Linked DNA regions of Homo sapiens: region 2 is linked to region 1. Evidence: read pairs that join two places in POLR2A ChIA-PET (ENCODE). Cell type or tissue: GM12878. All regions are shown on one strand. Each heading gives the region's core, and the rest is flanking DNA. Links, peaks and the distances in the headings are about the cores only.

Evidence for each region. Peaks named below come from ENCODE experiments on the same cell type or tissue, not always from the same donor. Only the 100,000 strongest peaks of a DNase experiment are listed, where the experiment ranks them.
Region 2: POLR2A ChIA-PET joins it to region 1 with 11 read pairs; 4 of 35 experiments call an interaction of 5 or more read pairs at or near these places.

What each region holds. Positions count from the first base shown.
Region 1 is chr1:90,528,956-90,540,349 of GRCh38, forward strand. It overlaps LINC02787 (long intergenic non-protein coding RNA 2787), which reads right to left. Exons shown (of 6, transcript XR_001737796.1): 2 at 4,413-4,684; 3 at 2,667-2,737; 4 at 1,499-1,631. Among named protein-coding and RNA genes, the nearest start is that of LINC02787, 13 kb to the right of the region's middle. In GM12878, for the core only: no CTCF peak of the experiment used is centred there; a DNase peak (open chromatin) is centred at 5,345.
Region 2 is chr1:90,471,656-90,483,049 of GRCh38, forward strand. LOC105378851 (a long non-coding RNA gene) reads right to left here. Exons shown (of 3, transcript XR_947591.3): 2 at 7,113-7,170; 3 at 4,175-4,314. Among named protein-coding and RNA genes, the nearest start is that of LINC02787, 71 kb to the right of the region's middle. In GM12878, for the core only: a CTCF peak has its summit at 4,173; no DNase peak of the experiment used is centred there.

The sequences.
Region 1 (11,394 bases), core at 1,867-9,866:
GATCTCCAAGGTATCCCTTTTGCTATCTAGTTCTGTATCCTGGTTGCTTAATGCCACAGCTTATAAGATGGATGGTACCTTACATTTCATGTCTCCTTCCCGCACCCATAGCCTCCGAACAAAACTGACTTGGGTCCTGCTCAAGCAAGGAATTGCCCTCTGCTTCTTAATCTGACAATTGCTAAGGCATTTTTATGTACAGCGTATGCACAGGTTAATTTGTTTCCCATTCTAGGTAACATATGTGCATTTTAATAAAAGCTTTCTAAAATCTATGCCTTATCTCAAAGGCATGGATTTAAAGGTGAGAATTTCAAACAATAGGGCAGGGGACCCTCTGATCACGTCATGCTTTCAAGACAACTGCCTCTTCCACCCTCACTGGACATAAGCTCCAAATGATTCAAATGCTAATAAGCACTGGGTAACACTTGTTTACCATACTTTTCACCAAAGCAAATAGACTACAGGTCAGATCACTTTTCCTCTCAGTGTTTTTGTGCAGCAAGTCTGTGAAGCAAGGCCTGGTGTTGCAGAACATCTCCTGAAGGTTTCAGCACAGCTTCACCGAGTTCTCAAACCAGCCAGGGAATTTGGAAGCAGTTGTGCTAGATATTTGTTCCCCTCCTTTCCTCAAAGATGTTCACTGTTTGAGACCTCAGATTACTTTCCTCTCAGTATTTTTCCTTTAAATTCAAGGTGGACAGATTTGATGTAAATCATTGAGCATGTATTTGGACACCTTTTTTGTGTTGGCCTGTGTTCCATGCTAGGAGTACAAAAATCAGGGATAGCCCCTGCCCTCAGAGATCAATGTTTTGAACTAACCATTCACTCAGTTTGCTTAATAAGTCTGTTTTTTTTTTAAGTTAGAATATTGTTTGAGTTTTTCATTAAAATTTTAAAAAACATCCTCCATCACCACCATCAATTTACTTTAGAATCCCTTAATACAATGAAGTTAATAAACTCACCCACATTTTGAGGATAAACTTAACCCCTAGGGATTGTGTGAGGCAAAACTTAAATCCCAAAAGACAATGTGTGGCAGAGGCACAGCTGACAATGTACACAGGTTTATAACATCACCTCCCTGAGCAGTTCCAAAAAGCCAGATTTCCACATTGGCTTTTGGGTTTCTACGCAAAGCAGATAAGTAGAAATTGCTTATCATCTATTATAGGGTGGTGTTTTGATCCTTCTGGCTTTCGCTTCTTTTTAATAGTATCGAAAATTCCTGTGGTTCAGTCCCCATTGCCTCTAGGCCAAGAACAGTAGTCCCCTAGTGCCCTGTAGACACTTTATATTCCTAGACACCCACCTCATTAATGACTCTATGAAGGTTTTTCAGGAATGTCTGTGCTCTCCCATGGTCCTCTTTTTACAGCATTATTTCTTTTCTCTCTTCCTTTGTCTATTGCATAACTCTGCTTTTCTTTCTCACAAACAAACATCACCCTACCATCCTATTTGGACTTCAGAACTACTTTCTACTTACCCTGCAGTGAGTCTGTGAAGTGAGGCCTGGAGCTGCAGAACATCTCCAGGGGGTTCCATCACAGCTTCACACAGTTCTCAGACCAGCCAGGGAATTCGGAAGCAGCTGTGCTAGATATTTCTTCCCCTCCCTTCTGCAAAGATGTTCACTGTTTGAGACCTCAATAACCATTATTTAGCACTGATATTAACATATAGCATTGGCAGCTTAGAACTTTCCAGAAAATAAAATCTGATAAAAGACAGTGTCCTAGACACAAGATAACAGACATACAAAGAGAGACATTTTTATATTAGTGGGATAACAAAGGGTGAGATGAAGCCAACTTTGTTGGAGCAGAGCAGTGGCACTCAAAGAAAAGTGTTATTGAGCTCCAAGTGAACAGCCACCACAGGCCACTGACTGGCATGAATTGTTTACATTAGTCATTCCCAGCCTGCCATTCTGTTTCAGCTTGGTCATGCGGAGTAACCCAAAGGAGTAAATAAATAGGAGAATAACAAACCATCTCAACAAACCATTCCAAAATAATTCTAGAAGATACTATGCCATTAACATGCCATCTACACCTGCAATATTCCAGCAACTTCCCATTCACAAATAAAAAGAACATTATAGTATTGTCAATTGCTCATACTGCCCATGCCATAGTATATTTCAAGCAAAAAAGGAACCAGACAAAATTATCAAACTTTTCAAGCTACAATCATGTCATTAGTTTAACATTCTCAAAATGTTCAGAAAGAATTATTAAATGACTCAGTTTATTATCAATACACATTTATTAAATTTCTAGCTGCACTAAGCACTGAGCTTATGTTATCATAAGTAAATTGCATGGGCCAGTGACTGCCTTCTAAGAACTTGGAATCTCCAGGCAACACACTGTATAGACAAAAAGCTCTAAGATGGAGACATTGGTCCATTACAAAAATATCTAGGCCCATAAGTGAACTATAATCAGAAGCATCCTGAACTACGAGCTTCATCTTAAACAACTGATAGTATCAGTGCCCACAGGTTATTCAGGGGTGCCTGCTTTATCAATCACACTGACAAGCAGAGTGCAAGACAAGAAATCAATCTTCGGAGAAGCCATCTCTCAACAGAAGACAGAAGAGTTACCCCATTTATTCAGTTATTAAATAGATAATTATTGTAAACTTACTATGAGATAGGCCCTTGGGATACAGTGGTGAGCAAAGTAGACAAAAATCCTTGCCCTATGGAGCTCACTTTCTAGAGCAGGAGATAGAAAATGAACCAAATAAATAAATAAATTAAATTGCTTATTGAAAGTGATAAGTGCTGTGGAGATAAATAAAGCAAATAAAGGGAATACAGAGATTATTTTTTAAATAAGTCATCAGGAAAGGTCTCACTGAGACACTAATATTTAACTAACAACTTGAAGTTTGAAGTTGGAAGACCCATAGGTGTGTGGAGCTCTAGACAGAGGGACCAAGAATTGGGAATTTCAACTCTGATTTAAACTTTAGGCTGAGGCCTCAGTCATTTTGATTAAATAAAAAGTGAATCAGCATAAAAAAAATATCTAGTTAGGCAAAGTAAATAAATTCTAAAATTATTTTAGAGATGAAACTAGGAAAAGTAGATTATTAGAATAGAGGTTAGAGATAATAACCTCAGAAGAATTTTCTTGGAGAATAGGAAAACAGAAAAAGCAACAGAACTAGTTTCTTGTTGCTTTCTATGGGGATTGGGTAGGGATAGGAAAGAGAGGGATATGAGCACTTTCCTAAATCCAGGGACAAAGGTTTCACTGAGGAGTGGGATTTTAAAAGATTTTAAAATACTGTGGGCAAGGCATTTGACTAGGCTGGGAAGAGAAAGATGTTCCAGGTGTATTCATTCAAAATTCATGTGCTTACTCATTCAACACCACTGGATACACTGAGAGATACAGAGGCAAACCAGAAATTATTTGGGGGTATGCAAACAGAAATACAATAGCCAGTATCCCTACCAGCGCACTATTAAATCACCCCTCTAACCTATATTCATTCACTGAACAAATATTATTTGTGTTTCCACTCTGTGCTAGGCATTTCCTAAGTATTATGGAAGATTAAAAAAGAAAGAATAAGATAAGGACCTGCTTTCGGGAGCTTACTAGGAGCAGTAATAATGATAATAGTTATTACAATAATATACGGTAGACAGAGGTAAATGCCTTAAGGAGATAAAAATGAAGTCTTATGGAAGGTCAAAGAGTTCTCATACTCAAATCTTATCTTCTCTAGGAATTATGGCTTTCTCCTTTGAATTTATTATGCACGTTGTTCATTTGGCACTTATCTTTTATTGTCTCATATTAGCAGGTAGACGAGTTCATTTTATGTCTTATGTTTCCAAACAGATTATCATACTTCTCAGTAGTTCACCACCCCCACCAAAATATTCAGCATAGTGCAGTGTACAGCACACTCAGTCTAATATGTACACTGCACTGTCTTCAACTTGTTGGAAGGGACAGAGTTTCCAACTGTCTTCAACTTGTTGGAAGGGATAGAGTTTCTTAAACTTATTGTAGTCTCTGTTACAAGTGTTTGGGTTTTTTTTTTTCCTACCTCCAGCTAAAATGTGACTTCCTTAAGGACAAGAACTATGTATTGTTGGCAATCCCCTAAGGCCCACAGTCTTGAACATAGTGTTCAATACATGTTTGCTGAATGAATAAATGCTTAATGGGAAACTTTCTGAAAGTGTCATAATGATACCTCACATAGATATCGGGATTTACAGTTCTCAAATTGCTCTAAAATACACAACTGCCTTGAATCCTCTCAATAGAACGGTAGAGTTGCCACTGAGATGGTTATTGCACAGATGAAAGAACAATGATCATGGAAGATCAACCACCAAGTCACTAAGAGGCAGAGCGGGGACTTACCAGGTGTGTCAGGCTCCACATCAAATGCTTCTTTCTCCACCAAGGAATCATTGAATCTCACAGTGGGGCTTGACTTGGCCTTTGTCTCCAAGTCATAGCTTAGTGTCATGAGACAATAACTATCAAGTGACAAGTAAAATTCCTTTCTTCTTCAATGTCATACTGTGGAAATATGGTGAACTCAGACCACAAATCCAGGCCAGTTTACCTCGGATGCAACAAATGGCTGATCTTCGTTTGTATTATAGACTGAAGTGGAGGGAGCTATCTCTCTGGAAGAAAATGAGATGTATTCAAGTCATTTGTATTAGGGAAGAAAATCTTAGGTAAGTCTGATGTAAACACCAATTTTCTGCATGACCTGGGCAGTACAACAAGTAGGCAGTCTAGATCGGGAATGAAATCTATGTCAAAATTGGCAGTAGTAGAACTTGGGAAAGGTCAACAAATCGTCTGACACAGGCTTTTAAGATATCCATAGTAATAGGCTCTCCAGGCCTTTAAAAACCACTGGAGAATCCCCAAATTCATCTGGTATAATAAATAAACTCTGGGGTTTTCACCCAAATTCAAAACTCAGCCATTCTAACCCTTCTTCAGCCATCAATAGACATACGCTGCTTTTCAATGCGTTTCTTGTACTCACCTTGTCTCCTGTCAGCAGCCAGAAGTTGGGGTTTTTTTTGTTATCAAGAGTAAGATTCAAACAGCCTGCCCTGCAGCAATCCCATACTGCAGTTCTTTGTCAGAATCCTAATGACGAATTCTAAATACATAAGAGACCATCTCCAGCTGTAAAAGTGAAGAGCTTCCAGGGCCTGTTGAGTTCCCTGACCCCAGACCTATTTTTATATTTTGATCTTGGGGACCGTGCCTCATGACTTTCAGAACCCTCAAGTTATCCCCGGGGTTACAGAGCACTAGCTTAACCAGTCATAGCAAGACTTAAAACAGGGCAGCCAGGATCAAAGTGGCCAACAAACTAGTGCATTAGCCACCAGACCAGCCCCCGAGAGAACTGCAATAAGCTGCATTGTACAAGTGGTTAAATTCTTCTCATGAAAAACCTCAACACTCACGGCTTTCAGTTGCATATATCTGAATAACCATTTTAACAGCTACTCGCATTTTGACATAAAATGTAACAACAGCAGTTTAATGTTCTGACTGAAGTACAGAGACAACAATACAATTTGATTTTGTTTTTTAATTTAAAGCTGCCTAAACCTCAAAGTTCAGTGTTACTTGCTCTACATTTTCCTCAGGCTGATATTAAAGGGACTTTCCTCTATTCAGAGAGCATGGATGAGAGAATGTTTAAAAAAAAAAAAAAAGAAAGAAAAGAAAAGAAAAAAACCCTGAAGAGTCTGGATTAAGAATAACATAGCACAGAGAGGTTTTGTCAATGAACTGACACTTCATTTTTCCTTCCATTGTCTGCCTCCCCGAAGAGCAGGAGACTAGCAACTGGGATGATCACATGAAGGCGGGAAAAACACAACTGTCAGGCTCCAAGGACAAAGCCTGCTCTTAACAATACCATTCCTTAAATCCAGACATTAGAGCCGAAGGAATGAGAAAAAAGCAACTCACTCATGGATAGCTTACTGAGGATACTGCAGAAGATTATGCTAATCTTCACTTCATTGTCCTCTGCAAAATGTTTTCATATCAAGCCTTTTATCTGGGGAAGAAGAGATGCCCAACCTCTCAACTCAGTAACAGCCAGCACTTTCTGTGTGGTTTCTGCGTAATTAACACCAGCACTAGACCTTTTCATTTGTGCTACTCAAGCTTAGGGCCTTTTGAGGGTGTCCACAGGGGAGCAGCCCTCACCCTTTGCCTGTGGCCCGGGAGCCACAGCTTATGCTTAGATCTGCGTGCCATCTGTTAATGGCAGAGGGAGCAAAACTTGAGCTAACTTTTCCTTGACTGCCAGAGAATGCAAGAGACCAAATCCACCAGCATGAGATGAGCAAATTATTATTAAAAAAAAAAAAAAATCTAACAGAGGAATTCAAGCCAACTGCCTCATTTTCCCTATCAGATTTTTGCCTCATTATAACTACTTTTCATTTGGGACTTAAAGGGCATGAAAGCCCTAGCTTAGGTGGTAACTTGAATGGACCAAAGGGACACTTTTCTTTCTTTCTTAGGAATTGAGCTTCTGCATTCGCCTCATTTTATTTCAGAATTGTGTCACAGATGAGCCACATACACACTCCTGACTGACGAGAGGCTATAGGCAGCCCACAGGAACGTAAGATTTAAGGCTGAATTTTCCTCTCTAATCGATTTCCCTGGCTTTTGTTGGCTCAGGTCAAACTCATATGAATATCATAAAAGCCAATCTTCATAATGATGAAAGTCATGTGAAAGTGTTAAAGAGAGGCGATCGCCCGTAATGCTTTTGTTTGTTGTAATTGTTGGTGTGAGAATTTAGTTCTTAGGAGTTTCCCAACAACATGTAAAAGGAAAGGTTAATTGTATATAAAAACACATTTCCCTCAGACGATTCTACTACTCCAGAGGTGAAGAACTATTGCCACACTTTTCACTTGTTCTCTAAAAAACTTTCTTTAGACTTATTAGCCAATTCAGTTTTACCCAGAACCTGGTTTCAAATCTGCTTCAAACTAACTCTATGTTGTTGGGGAGGCAAAACTCAGGTAAGCTCAGCTCCTTCATTAACATAATGAGAACACACAGGATCATAGGTTCCCAAACTGAAGCCAAAAAAATCTCTAGGAATCTCCCCCAGATAGATTACTATTCTGGAATTATTTGGACTTATTTTGTAAACTAATGGAAACCAGACTCATGGGTAAATATACCATACAGAAAAAATAATAAAAAGAAGTCTTGATGGATAAAAATTTGGGAACCACAAAATCAGAGGGTCTTTAGGATTTCTTGAAGTTTTGTAATTATCTGGTTTAATATGCCTTGGCCCAAATGAGGTGATGTTCTTTGAAAGAAGCTCACGATTTGGTTTCCGTGTGTGGGCAGTACATATTGTTTGATAGTGCTGTGATCTCAATGAATTTTTGTGAATTAAGTCAAACTAATGTATTAATAGGGGTCCAATTAATTGGGAAAGGAGTAGTATGAACCAGCACTGTTTGCCTCCAAAACATACTACCAGCTCTGGAAAGCTAAAATGTGCCACTCTCCTTGTTCGTCCTGCTCCACTGAATGAGCCTGCTTTATGACAGCAACTACACACCTTACGGGCATTGGGTAAACATGGATGTGCCCCTTCCTGCAGCGACAGTCCTAAGTCAGTGCCAGAGGGCTTGCTCTTGGTCCATGCAACAGGCTCAGATGTGGGACATACACTGGTGAGGCCAGATGTTCTATATTTTTAAAATGGGCTTTTCCTGTTTTTGGTTTATGCATTACCCTCTATAACAAACAGGGATCACTGTACAATGCCATCATGGCTTCCTATTCCAAGGTTTTGCAGGAAAAGTAGGTGAAAAAAATAAAAAAGGAAAGACTACAAGGAATATACAGAATTCTCTCCCATCAAAATGTTGAAGTTTCTGGTGAACTGCACTTTGAATTTTAGAAATTTACAAATTCCATATGTAATTATAATACATCTTTCTTTGTAATCACATTATAAACAAAAAGAAAATTTTTTAAAAACTCTCAACCCTAGGTAAATTCTAAACATTTTCTCTTGAGATTTTGGTGAAAGATGAAATGATGACAAAGGACTAAACAGAAGTATTTTATTGTATTGCCTACTTTTATGTGAAAAAGTATTCTTTATATATATACATACATTTAATATATATTTTGTACATGTATGTGTATATATCTGACTTTCTATTCTATCTAACCTCATAACTTACCAAAAAATACTGTCATTGTATATATCATATATAAATCAGACTTTCTATAATATCTAACTTTGTAACTTGCTGGTGCTCTAAAGAATTAAAAAGGCATTGTCTAATAATCTAAATTTACTAGAGTGAACATGTAAATCTTCATAGAGTAAGAAAGAACTCTCTAAAGTTAGAATACCCTTTAACAGATAAAGCATCTAAATATAAGAGGCCACCTGCTTCATTCAGCAACCACACAATTTGGTGAAATTAAACTCTTCCAGAGCAGTTAAAATTGCATGGCTGTGAAAACACCATTTACTGACTACCGAGAGTTTTACTTAGTATAAGCTGTTTAGACCACATGAAATCTGCAATACACTGTTAGATCTTTACAAATTTCATGAAATCTTTTTCGGATATCCAAAAAATCCTGAACTGCTTGAATCTATTGTATCCCAGCACTGGGGACTGACCCATAATCTCTTTCCCAGCCAGGATACCAAATCTGTACCCAACCTTGTCACTGATTCCGGCAGCTGCTTATATTCACCAGAGGGGATGGCAGCAATCCTACTTCTAAAAGAACACCACAAGGGCTTACGTTCACGATGCCTTGAAGAGGGCCTGAAAGGAAGGTCAAAGGTGAAGAAAAGATAAAGTGCCAAACAAGGAGATCAGTAACATAGGGTCTTCTTGATGAAATCCTAACGTCTGATTCTTCAGGATGCAAGCGTCATAACTGCATTTCCAAAAAGTCTGTTTTGTTGGTGTTTGTGTGTATGTGTGTGTGTGTCTGTGGATTTGTGTGTGTGTGCAAGTGTGTGTGCAAAGTGGGTTTTGTTTTGTTTTTAGGTCGGATCACTGTGCATCTAAAAGCCTTATTCAGTTGTCCTTGTCCCAAGTACTTTGTCTTACACAGGCTGCATTACTCTTGTAAACAGAGGCTTCATCAAAGTGAGAGCAGAGAGAGTCACATCAGTGGATTAAGGCCTTCTGCATGATAAAGTAGCTACCTAGGGGGGGATAAACTTAATATGTGAAAGAATGTTATTGAGAGGAATAAAGTACCAAAACTCCGTCATTCTCTTCGTAATGTCCTAATCTAATGCCTGACACTGGGGCCTTAGGCCAGGGTTAGTGTTAATCAATGAAATACCCATCTGTGTTCCCTGTCCTTATCGCTATTTAAAACTAACCTAAACTCAATTATTGTCTCTTAGAGACCAAGATGGGATACTAAGTTGATTGAAAGGAATTGTGTCCCACAAAGAAATCCCAGTGTTAAAATGCAGAGGTGTCAACATCACTAACTAAATTTCAGCCAAAAAGAGATTAAATGCTAATTCTTAGAACATGAAAAAGTTGCATAGATGACATCTGGCTAAAAATCCTTATTTGAAAACAGCTAAATTCTGGTAAACAGAGAAATCAATCCAGAGAACATTGTGCTCTTTAGAATAAAATGGATTGTTTATGTCTCCTGTATCATTTATAGCACAATAAATATACAAGGGGAATATTAAGTTCAAACGAGGATTCAGGTTTTAGGCCAAATAAGAGATAACATTCTTGAATTCATAATTGCTAGAATCATGATGACTATTTGAAGGATATATAATTTATCCCTTAATAACTGAAAGGTGTCATCCAAAACTGTTGTATTCATAATTAAATTTAAAGGTATTCTTTAAAGAGGCAAGGAGCAAAGAAGAGAAGGTGAGAAAAATGGTCTTATTGCTCAGTAATATTCATTATTTCCTTATTAATACTTGGGCAAAAAACGTCACACTTTTCCATTTTTATTCTTTTTGTTTTGTACCCAAGTTTATGGAAGATTGCTTTTAGAACTGAGCAAATTCTCTAAAACCAGGTTTCATGGCATGGTCACATATGTATCAAACATTACTTTGAGAAGTTTTGAAATAAAGCAAAAAGCAATTATTTAAATCTGTAGGAAAGTTAATCTAAAATGGTGTAAATATGTTTTTATTGTGCTTCTTGAGCCTGCATATATGTTTAAATACAAATGGGTTTATATAAATACCATTTCATAAGTTAATAATAAAATTATAATTAAGAAGCTTTTTTCTGATAAATTGTTTAGTGGAAAAGCAACATTCACAATGTAGGCATCTTATAATTATAATTCTAAAAATATATGCATACAAGGAAAAAGACTGAAAGGAATATTTAAAAATAAATTCTGGGATGACTGATTCTTCATGTTTAAAATCTGTAATATACACAATACAGGTTGCATTTTTTTAATGATGGTAAAATACACGTAATATAAAATTTACAATCTTAATGCTTCTTAAGTGTTTAATTCAGTACTGTTTAGTACATTCATATTGTGCAAATAATCTCCAGAACTCTTGCCATCTTGCAAAACTGAAACTCTACATCCATCAAATGCCCTATTTCCTTCTCCACTCAGTCTCTGATAAGGAGAAATCTACATTCTGTCTTTATGAGTTGACTATTCTAGGTATCTTATAGAAGTAGAATTATATATCCCATTTGTCTTTCTGTGTCTGGATTATTTCGCTTAGCATAGTGACCTCAAGGTTCACTCATATTATACAATATATAGAGATTTCCTTTCTTTTGAAGGCTGAATAATATTCCATTGTCTGTATATACCACATTGTTCTCATCCATTGATCTGTCAATGGGCATTTGGGTTGCTTCCACCTTTTGGCTTTTGTGAATAGTGCTGCTATGAACATAGATGTACAAATATCTCCTTGAGATACTGATTTTAATTCTTTTGGGTATATATCCAGAAAGAGAATTGCTGGATTACACAGTAATTCAATTTTTAATTTTTTGAATAATCACCATACTCTTTTCCACAGCAGCTGCATCATCCTACAGTTCTACCAGCAGTACTCAAGGATTCTACTTTCTCCACATCCTTGCCAACTCTTGTTATTTTCTGTTTTTTTGATAGTAGCCACTCTAATGAGTGAAAGGTGGTTTGCATTTCTCTAATGATTAGTGACATTGAGCATCTTTTCACGTGCTTGTTGGTCACTTGTATAATTTCTTTGGAAAATTCTCTCTTTAAGTCCTTTGACAATTTTTTAAAAATTTTATTGATACAAATAGATGTATATATTTTTCAGGCACATGTGATAACT
Region 2 (11,394 bases), core at 2,179-10,178, 57 kb before region 1:
TGAGAGAAGAGGCTGCTGTTTCTTCCTGTAGTATCGCAATTAATAAAGTAACAGGAATGATGAAACTTAAAAATTACCATTAGGCAAACACCATAGAAATAAGTGTTACAGGCAAGAATCATCAATAGATGCTAAAATAGGAAGATACTTATTGATTAAAAAGAGGGAAAGAGTAACTTCACAATGAAGAAACCTGGCAGAAACCACCTTTACCAAATATTCCAAGTTACTATCACAGGTAATAAGTTATATCGACATCACACCTGGTATGATACACTGAGAATGTCACCTTACTTTCAGTGTTCTAGCCAAAAATGCTTAATGTAAATCCAATCGTGAGAAAACTGAAAACAGAAATTGCGGGATATTCTACAGAATGATCCACCAGCACTCTTCCAACGCATCAAGGTCATGAAAGATCATGCCACAATTAGGGGAAACAGAGGACAACTAAGTGCAAGATGGTAAATGTCCGGAAGAAGGACACTAGTGGAACAATGGGTCAACATCTAATAAGGTCTGGAGCCTCATTAATAGATTGTATCAATATTAATTTCCCTGTTTCTGTAATTACACTATGGCTATATAGTATGTGGACAATAGGGTAATCCGGTGACGGGAATATGAAAACTGCACTGTTTTCGCAACTTTTAAAAATATCTAAATACATTTGAAAATAGAAAATTGTTTAAAAATGCTAAATAGGCTCCAGTTACACATTGAACACAAACCCACAAGCAACTATATCTTCTTGGTAACTGTAATTAGATTATCTAACTTTCACGTTGCAATTCTTTTAGCAAAAAACTTTGCATTGGATAAAGGTGATATAATGTAAATTCACAATAATTAACTTCCTCCCTTAGAAGCAAAGCTTTCTAGCAGGAGATTTAGTTCTCTTCCACTACTAATGAAGATGGTCACAGGTAGTGTAATACATAGTTTTTAGGGAAAAGAAAATAACAAAATTTAAAAGGCAGAAAACTCTATAAAGGCAAAAACATTATTAATCTTGAAGTATTTACTGAGTACATATGTGCTAATTAACTTGGCCAAGATAAAGAAGCAGAATACATAGTCTTTGAACTTGAGACCTTCATAATCTAGTCCAGGAGACAGGATGGACATCTGTGAACAATAGCTTATGTCAGAATAAAACTTATTCCCCAGTCCTAATAATTCTACATGGAGGCACCTCCTCTGGAGTAATACTCTTGGCTACTATATTAGTCTACTATAGCTACCACAACAAAATACCACAGACATTGATTTTCTTACAGCTCTGGAGGCTGGAACCACAAGATCAAGGTACCCACAGGAATGATTTCTCCTGGGGCCTCTCACCTTGGCATGCAGATGGCTGCCTTCTCGCTGTGTCCTCACATGGCCTTTTCCCTGTGTGTGAGCATCCCTGGTGTCTCCTCCACTTCTTATAAGAAAACCAGACCTATAGAATTAGAGCCCCACCCAAGTGACTTCTTTTACCCTTAATTACCACTTTAAGGGTTCTGTTTCCAAATATAGTCACATTGCAGGTCAGGGCTTCAATATATGAATTTTTTTTTTTTCTGAGATGGAATTTCGCTCTTGTTGCCCATGCTGGAGTGCAATGGCATGATCTTGGCTCACTGCAACCTCCACCCACTGGGTTCAAATGATTCTCCTGCCTCAGCCTCTGAAGTAGCTGGGATTACAGGCCTGTGCCACCATGCTTGGCTAATTTTTTTGTATTTTTAGTAGAGACGGGGTTTCACCATATTGATCAGGATGATCTTGAACTCCTGACCTCAAATGATCCACCTGCCTTGGCCTCCCAAACTGCTGGAATTACAGGCATGAGCCACAGCGCCCAGCCTTCAATATATGAATTTGGAAGGAGGGTCAGGGGACATGATTTGGTTGGTAACAGCTACCTTGAAAGAAGACTGACTGGTGAGTTTCAGAGAGGTACTGAGCAAGTGCAGCTCTGCTCAGCCCCACCCTTCTCTATTGTACACATGAGTTCTGCCTATCCATAGCAAAGGTGCACTCTCACCCGATCTTTTGGCCAAATGATAAACTTAGCAAAACAGTCTCTGCTTCATTAGACGCAGAGGAAGTAGGACCTCTGTGACCAGGTAGATAAGCCAGATTAATCAGGGTGAACGATTAGCAAGCCCACTTTGCCAAAAGCTTTCCCCAGTGAAGTTTTATCAGTTAAAATACACCAAAAAGCTAAGGTTTTGAATTCAATCTGCCTGATCCTTGTGCCTATGTCTCAACTGGTTCTGAATGAGTGGGGGAAAAGAGTTACTTTTGCTTGGGCCTCCTAGTGCCACAAAGTCATACTCATATATCTCACTTGTCGGTCATATTACATAATATATACAAGACAGCATAATAAAATATTTCTTAGAAACCAGTCTGCTACAAAGTGTTTAAATACCATCTCACAAACATGAGTTTGTGAACCTCAGTGCCTTATCTATACAAAACAGATGATTAAGTAATTATTTCATCTCCAGCGAACAAAATTGTTTCACATAATTGCTTCCTATTTGGCTATTCATTTCAAATTCGAGTCACAAATAATGAAGCAAATAATCTCATTTTTAGTATAGTTTTTGTAGTAAAATTTTTTGCTTTGTTTTGCCCCTTGGCTAGCTTGCTCTCACTATGGCACCCTTAACTGTCTCTCCAGTAGCCACAGGAAGTAACAAAAGAAAAAGAGTGATGAACTACAAACTTTCTCAGTTTCATGAGAAGTACCTCAGGAACAAGAGGGTAATCCTCCTGTAGTGTAACCCAAAGCTGACATAAATTGGATGCTTCCATGGGGATTTATAGATGTGAATGATACCAAAACATCATGAAAATTAGACACTACTTCAGTAATTGTATTTGCACACTTAATTTAATCTGTCATAAGTTAGTACTATTTCTGCAAACCAACATCAGTAGTTAATTACCACTATTAATTTCAAAAGCAATTGATCTTCAGTGCTGATAAAATATCTTCAATGATGATACAATAGGAATTGAGAAGGCAAAATAATAATAAATATATACTTTGATACACAGATTTGAATGCTTTTCACTTTAAGTTTAAAACTGAAAATAATATCAACACCATTTATTTAAAACATTAGTATTCCATATTATAATCTTTAAAGCTGGCTTGTTATGCTGTATGTAGTATTTATACTAACATGCTAAATGATTTTTACATCTTTTAGACTTTGTCAAACTAATCTGCATGTACAGATTACAAAACGTGATCTGTTTCTGAATGACTCATTTGTTAGTGCTCAGAAGTAGAAAGAATCCTTTGGCAATAATTAACAAGGTATGCTTTGTGCATATTAGCACATAAAGATTAAATTTTTAACACAACTTCATTTCATGCTGAAACAAATCCCATTGTGCTAACTCTATGCTAAGCTATGGCATCTTATTCATTATTACCTAATTAACCTACTAATAGCCACATCATAAGAGTTTGTGTCCATAATTATGTTAGATATTGGTTTAAAATGCAATTAAAGGAATGCAATCACATAGATTTCTGAAATCGATTTGGGAAACCAAATTCTTGCAATTCATGCAGAAGAAAATGCCCTGCCTTTTGGATATTGTTCATTGCAGCACGTTATTCATTTCTTAGAGTTTCCATTTTCATCTACATATTCCATAATGGAAGGCAATATTCATGGATATTTAAGGGCAAACACTAAATAATCAGTAATGAATACATAAAACATATTTATTGTTTTATATTATCTTTAAAAATAACCCTGCCTAAGTAGAAGTAGAAAGTTTTGAAAGCAAAACTCTGAGAACAACAAAAAATTGGATTACTTATAAAGTTCATCACAATGTTCAGGAAAGAGAAGTTATCCATGAGAATGCTGTAGTATTATTAAAGCTCAAAATTTGTTGCTTTAATAATAATCTATAGTTTATATCTAAATTTCTTTTGAAGTCATCTTTCCACTAAAATTACAGAGATGCCAATTGATTTTTTAAATCTGACTGATGAGCTTGTACTTATTTTCCATAAAACATTTTACAATTGGGACAGATGGTCAGTTTTCTGTTTCCCCAGCAGTATAATAAAGGATTGCCAGCCCGAAAGTACTAGCAACAGTAAAAACTAACAGAAGCCTCAGCTAGTTGCTGCTACTGCATAGCTTACCACTAGATGTCCTGTGGACTAAGCAAGAAGAAAAGTGGTGCATATATTTGCATTTTTATCCTAGCAGTGGATGTTTCTGATTTTAATAACGTAGCTCTGGACTTCCAAAGTAGCTGGCCAACCATTTTCTGCTACATTTCCTATTGACACAGGCAAAATAAAACACAGCAATGCAGGTTATGTAATGAAGCCCAGCATGGCATTTGTCGTGCTTGCAAATAATTATAAAAGTATGATTGAAGTATTTATCCCAGAATCTTTCATAATGAGGAAGGAATACACACACACACACACACACACACACACACACACACACACACACACACACACACAATTCCCTTATTGCAAAGACAGATCTTTTAATTAAGCTTCATTTTTCTCATTTAGCAGGCTCAACAGGCTGTCTTGTTATAGATTCCTTCCTTTTCTGAGAAGGGTAATACATGGGTATAACAAAACAATTATAGCTTGTTCAGAGGAACCATTCACACTGTGTTATCTTCCATGACTGCTAAGCAAATTAAGGTTGAAATTTTTCTGTCAATTTGGGTGATTATTATGATGAATCTGTGAAGCACAGAAGGTATTTAAAAGCAGTGTGATGCCTTTCTAAAATTCCACCTACTAACAAGGCATAAAACTACCTGCAGATACCAATAATGTGTGCCAAAGTATAATGTGGAATGGTGTCTTTAGCTCCAATTGTTTCAGTATGGCACTCGGTCTGGGGAAATCTGGCAATGCATCCACTCAAATCCCCAGAGTTGTCAGGAAAGGAAATAGAGGAATAAGCTGTTCACAGTGGTGCTTGGTGAGAATCCCACAGAGATGAGGGCAAACAACAAATGCCATCCCTGGCAGCATTGTGACATGCTGGCAGGACAGGAACCTTGACATGAATGCCAAGGCTAGGGGTAACCATCACCAACATCTACAACTCCCCAAATCTACTCTTTTTGGAATTTGATTAAATGTGGTGAAAAACATTTTTGAGTGAAAAAATACAAGCAAATAGAGATGATTTAAAATTTTTAGAAACGTTGCAGCGTCTTACAAAAATATTTTTTAATGCCATTGGCCTTCCTGGACATATGTGTTGGCTGTGTTAGGATAGTGCAGAATTATCCTATCAGACATAGGGAAGTCATGAAACCAAGCTGACTAAATGAGATTCCGGGTGAAAGTAACCCTGGAAGCCCACAAACCAAAGGGTCTCTTTTTTCTTAAATGAGTGGATTAGAGCTCTCCCAAGACAATTGACTTTGTTTTGCCCCTTGGCTAGCTAGCTGTCACTGTAGCACCCTTAACTATCACTCCACTAGCCACAGGAAGTAACAAAAGAAAAAGTGATGAACTACAAACTTTCTCAGTTTTACTGAGAAGTACCTCAGGAACAGGAGGGTAATCCTCCCGTAGTGTAAACCAAAGCTGACATAAATTAGGTTGCTTCCATGGGGACTGACCGCTAAGAGGACCTGCTTGAAAATGACTTTTCTGAATCACTTTTCTGCTTCTAAGATCTTTGAGCTGTTGATTTCTCAGGGCCAAAGAGAAAAAGTTGGAAGGAAAGAAAAGAGGGGATGGGGAACAGAGACTCATTCTTTTATTCATTTATTGAACAAATATTTATTGTGCACCTATGTGTGGTGCATTTTGTCAAAGCTGATTTTGTATTCCCTTGCACTGGTGCAGAACAATTAGAGAAGAATTCAAAATGCAACTTTACATTCAATAACACACGAAGTAAAAGGGAATACTGAAATACTAGGGGAGAAGAGAGGTAGAAAATGTTTTATTCTACAGTATGTAGTTTTGAGTCACTGAAATTGACATACACTTTCCTGCCTCCATTCCTTTGTTCATGGTAAGCTATCTCTCTAGAAACCTGCATTTATCCATCTTTGCTTATTGAAATTTTGTCTACTTTCAGGGCCTATTTTGCAAGCTAGCTCCTGTGTGGAGCTTTTTCAGATTTTCTCATCTATATATGATTTATATATCATTTGAAGAATGATAATTCCTAGTTGATACTTCTTTATTACTGTGACTTTATTTCATCATATACTATTAATAAAATAGTTTTTTCCTCATAAGCAAATAGTATTAATGTCCTTAAGGACAGGTCACTTTTTGTAAAGATTTGAACGGCCTATATGAAATAAACCATTGACTTGAATGAATTTACCTATGGTTTCTCAGAGTTGTTGCACGATCAATACTAGAAACCAAGGCTCGAGACATCCTGCCCCTTTCTAGGCCCACTCTGTCCCTCTGTTTCGGGGTTGATTTGTAAATTAGCTATTTAACATTACGACCAAAACACTTTTCCAAATGGAGATTTAAATCTATCTCAATATACTAGATGAAATCCAAACTATTTATTCATAGCTCTGTCTTTGGGGAAGAATTAGAAGACTAATTGTTGTAACACGTTATTACCTCAAAGGGATTTTTGAGATTAATTCTGAAATAATGAATAGCCTAAGTTCTAATTTTTGAATAAAAATTTTATTTACAGGCAAATTGTTTAAAATGGTGAAGCAAAAATACTAATAAAGTACTGATTTAAGCTAGAAACAGTCATACAACCTCTTTTTAAAAGATCTGTTTAACCAGACCAGTAGTTCTTAGATCAATAATTCATTGATCAGATTACTCCGTAGTTGTTTACTTGATATACTTAGATAATGGAAATAATTAGAATCATGAAAAATACTTGAGTTGTTTGGTCAATTGCAATTGTGTGATCATTCACTTGACTGCTCAGTCAAGTCCTTATGATATTAGCATAAGTCACCCTATTTTGATTGATTTGAAGAAATTCCAAGTTTTTAATAACAGCACTGCTTTCTTCATAGAATGTATTGTAAACTTTTTGTTTTTGCTTTTTGTTGTCTCCTTAATTAGACTGTAAATTCCAATAATGCAGAGACCTTACCTGTTTTTCTAACTGCTATTCCCCATAGGACATGCACAATAGGTATTCAGTTATTGTTCTGTGAATAAATATGAATGAATTGAGCAAAAATTTGGAAGCTAAAATTTCTAGATAAATTCATTATGTGGTCTAAATCTACTAAACGTGGAGGACAGTTAAAAAGCAAAAAATTCAGCCCATCAGTTAATTGGTATGCCATCCCTCTCCCAAGTAAATCACTGAATTATTTTATTGGATTTTATTTTTTTAGTTCATATCAACCAAGTCCAAGGAGAAATGACCTTCTAGTAAGCCAGGCTGTATCTAATAACATAAATGGCAAGACCTTTTAGAAATTTTAACACAAGCAAGCTGTTTATATAGTCATATAGGAATTTTATGCTTAAAACAAAATCAATATTTCTGTACTTTCAAAATACCATCTTTACCTAGTGTGTGAATCTCCATTACAAGGATTAAGTAAACCAGAATCAATAAACATAAGTAATCACTTATACTGCAAATTGATACTGCAAAGCTATTAAATAGAGAGTTGTTTTACATATATATATGCATATATATATGCATATATATATATATATGCATATATATATGCATATATATATATATATGCATATATATATATATACATAGAGAGAGAGAGAGAGAGAGGATAGTATCATAATAATGAAATGAAAATGGCAACTATCTTCCTTCCTTCCCCCTCCAATCCACACACACACAAAGAATGAACATTAGCTTGGTACATACAGGCTGCTAGGTGAGAAACGTCCCTTTTTTAAAATTAAAATGACATCCTAGATTCTATAGTAGAGGAAAAAATTAGAATATATTTTAAGAAGACAAAATTTCAGACATCTCTGTGATTGTTTATTATCATGCTCTTTCATATGTATGGACTCAGAAAAGTTCATTAAGACAATATTTATATAGGATATCATAAAATAGATACACCAGGCTGGGCCTGATGGCTCACACCTGTAATCCCAGCCCTTTGGGAGGCCGAGATGGGTGGATCACTTGTGCTCAGGAGTTCGAGACCAGCCTGGGCAACATGGTGAAATCCCGTCTCTATAAAAGTGCAAAAATTAGCTGGGCATGGTTGCTCATACTTGTGGTCCCAGCTATTTGGGAAGCTGAGGTGGGAGGATCACTTAAGCCCAGGCGGCAGAGGTTGCAGTGAGCTGAGATTGTGCCACTGCACTCCAGCCCGGGCAATACAGTGAGACCACATCTCAAAAAAAAAAAAAAAAGATACAGCACATTTAATCATTTAATTCCACACTTCAAAATTGTCATCTAATTCTACATGTATAGTGGTGTAGTTTGAATACTATCAATAGAAAATCTAATGAAGAAATTATTAGTAAGCAAGGATTGCATATTTTCTGTTTCTCCAGAACAGAAATTTTTTCTCTTTCTCTTACAGAGAAGAAAAAGAAAGTAAAGCATGAAACTAAAGCATATTCTTTGTTAACAAGAAGGGTACTTCTCAGTATTTCTTTTATGCTGTCTGAATTTCCAAATGTGCCCTTATCATTTTTAGCAAGTGAAAATTGGGAAGAAAAATAGAAATGTAATATGTAATATTATATTTTAATGTGATGTTCTACTTTTCTGTTTGTAGTTATTGAAGTTTTTGTCTTACTTCATTAAACATTTAATAAATCACCACCAGTTTTGTGACAGGTTTTAACCATAACACAAACAGCAGGAGGTGTACACCCAGCTCAGTTCATATAAGCATATAATATCAGTGTCTACATCATCATGCCCTGCAGGCATATTGGCAGAACAACCAATGGGAGGTAAGCTTTTTCTGACAAAGCTTCGAAAATAAAGTTTTCTTCTTTTATCTTACTACAAATCAATTGGAGCCCTTACAGCAAAATCCTATAAAATAACTTCAAACACCACTTCTTAGTCTAAAAATTTGTATTATGGCTATAACTCTTTGAAGTACTATGACTGAACTTTGGAGAAAAATGATTTAAGTGCTATCTGCTAGACATCAGAGCTTCAAAAATTCTCTCAGTTTTTCTTGACACATAAACTGCTACCCACTGTATGTTTTTAGGACTTTTTTTTCTTGCTTTTAACCACCTAACCCAGTTTGCTTGATAAAAGTTATTTAACTGCAGTTTATCCAATTGAATTAATGCTCTTTAAAGGTTCACCAACTTGCAATTGATTATTTTACTTTGTCAAGCTGTTTTTTCTACTCTTACAAGAGTTTGGGATTTGTTTTTGTTTTTTAAAGAACTTTCAGAATTTCAAGCATGTTGACTATAAGTTTAAAAAAAATCACTGGCGAAAATATAAAACTTGGGGTTAAGGGTACATGTGATTCCTGCTTGGAAGTTAAATGTTAGAAAGAGAAAACTAAAAAGTCTTCTGATGAGAAAGTCTCCCTTACACTGAGAGACTGATGAAACCAAAGATGCCTCTTGCAAAGGGCACAAGACTCATCAGGCCTCCACCGGCGAGGGGTGAGAAGGTGTTGTCCAGGATCAAAGTCACTGCATGCTCACCAATGTTCTTCAGAAACTTCAGTCATTTAATTTCTTCAAACAAGACACAGAAAATGCTTAGTTTAAAAAAAAAAAAAAAGAGGATTACATTCAACAAGCTCTTAGTGAATATCTGCCTAATGCAGTTAACTCTAATAGATGCTATGTTGGGTGGGATGTGCTAAAGTGGGAAAAAAAAAAAAAAAAAAAGGCCCTGACCTCAGCAGGTGGACTTTGACTCAAAATCTTTAGTCAACACACAGATTCCTTTGGCTTGTTATCCCATTCTCCCTGAGGGGTATTTTGAGTTGAGTCTCTTTTAAAAGAAATGATACTTTCTGGAGTCCAAAATAAATTAATATAATTAATATAGATTTAAAATTGTCATTTCATATTCATAGAGGAAACAACAACTTTTACTACATTGGTGCTCAAATGCCAGTTGGCAACAAGACAACCAGCTGATACCACTCCTTCCTTCATTGAGAAAGTTGCCGCCAGAAAAATAAATGTCAGCTGAGTTAAGCAACATGCATAGTGATATAGCTGGGTTAAATTCTGGAGCAAGCTCTATATCCCACCTCAGATCAGCAACAAACCGTTTAAGGACTGGCAGCTTGTCTGTGAATCATATCTTAAATAATTCTGCTTTTCACAACCCAGTTTTAATGTATAATCATCTAAACCAAAAGAAAGTGCAAAATCAGAAAATAGACACAAAAGCATAAATTACAGAAGACTAGATGTTGGGGGAAAATTTTAATGAAATATAAGAACTTGAGAAGGAATAGGAAGAACTCTATTTTACACATCCCGGGTAATGAAATAGTACATTTTATCAGTCCTCAGTGGGATGTTACTTAAGAAGGGCATCTTTTGTGATTTACCTAAAGAACAGGCCCAGCACAAAACAGATTCTCCGTTGCTAATTCCTCATGGCACATCTGCTGTCTTCCCTTTCCTCATTGCTCTCCTTGCACACTAAGGCTCAGCTATCCCAAACACCATGGAACAGGGGGTGAAGTCCACACTGCCGCCATTGTTCTACACGTGACCAGCTAAAGGGTCCATGTAGAAAGTCACAAAGAACTGGATAAATATGCTGCAAAATCTGAAAAAAGAGTGCTAAGGAGTGACTGATGTGCAATAAGATCATGCTGTCTTCCATCTCATCAGATGGCAAGACTGAATACACACAAATGTCTCAAAGCCCAGGGAAGCCCAAGCCCACAGAGCTGCTTCAATGGGAGTCTGCGGAAAATATTCATCACATATTAATGTCACCCCTCTTCACTGCTTGAGAACTCATTCCCTGCAGGATTGAGCAACTCGATCAGTTCTCAGAGAGGATCGGCAATATGGATGCTTCTGAGAAATTTAAAAGAGCTAGGCTGCCCTTAAGCCTTCCTGCTGCCCCAGCCTTTGCCCACTTTGCCTTATGGACCAAGTGCTCTGTTGGCCCAACCCTACAGCTACAGCCTTCTTCTTCTGGGGCCCCACATCTGTCATGGAGAGCATTACTAAAAGCAGTGTACTCTGTTAGGGCAAGAGAAAACCTCCAAGCATTAGTATCCTCTTTATGGAGCCTCCTTACCTTTATTAAATAGTTTACTACTGCCTAAATAAATCATGAGGAGTAGTAGGTGGACCTCCTATTACCAGTCTATAATCTACCCAAAATGCTACACTAGGCATTGAACAAAACAAGAATACCAACTGTGGCCTAATACTGGGGTCAGCAAACTTCTTCCTTAAAAAGCAAGATAGAGCCA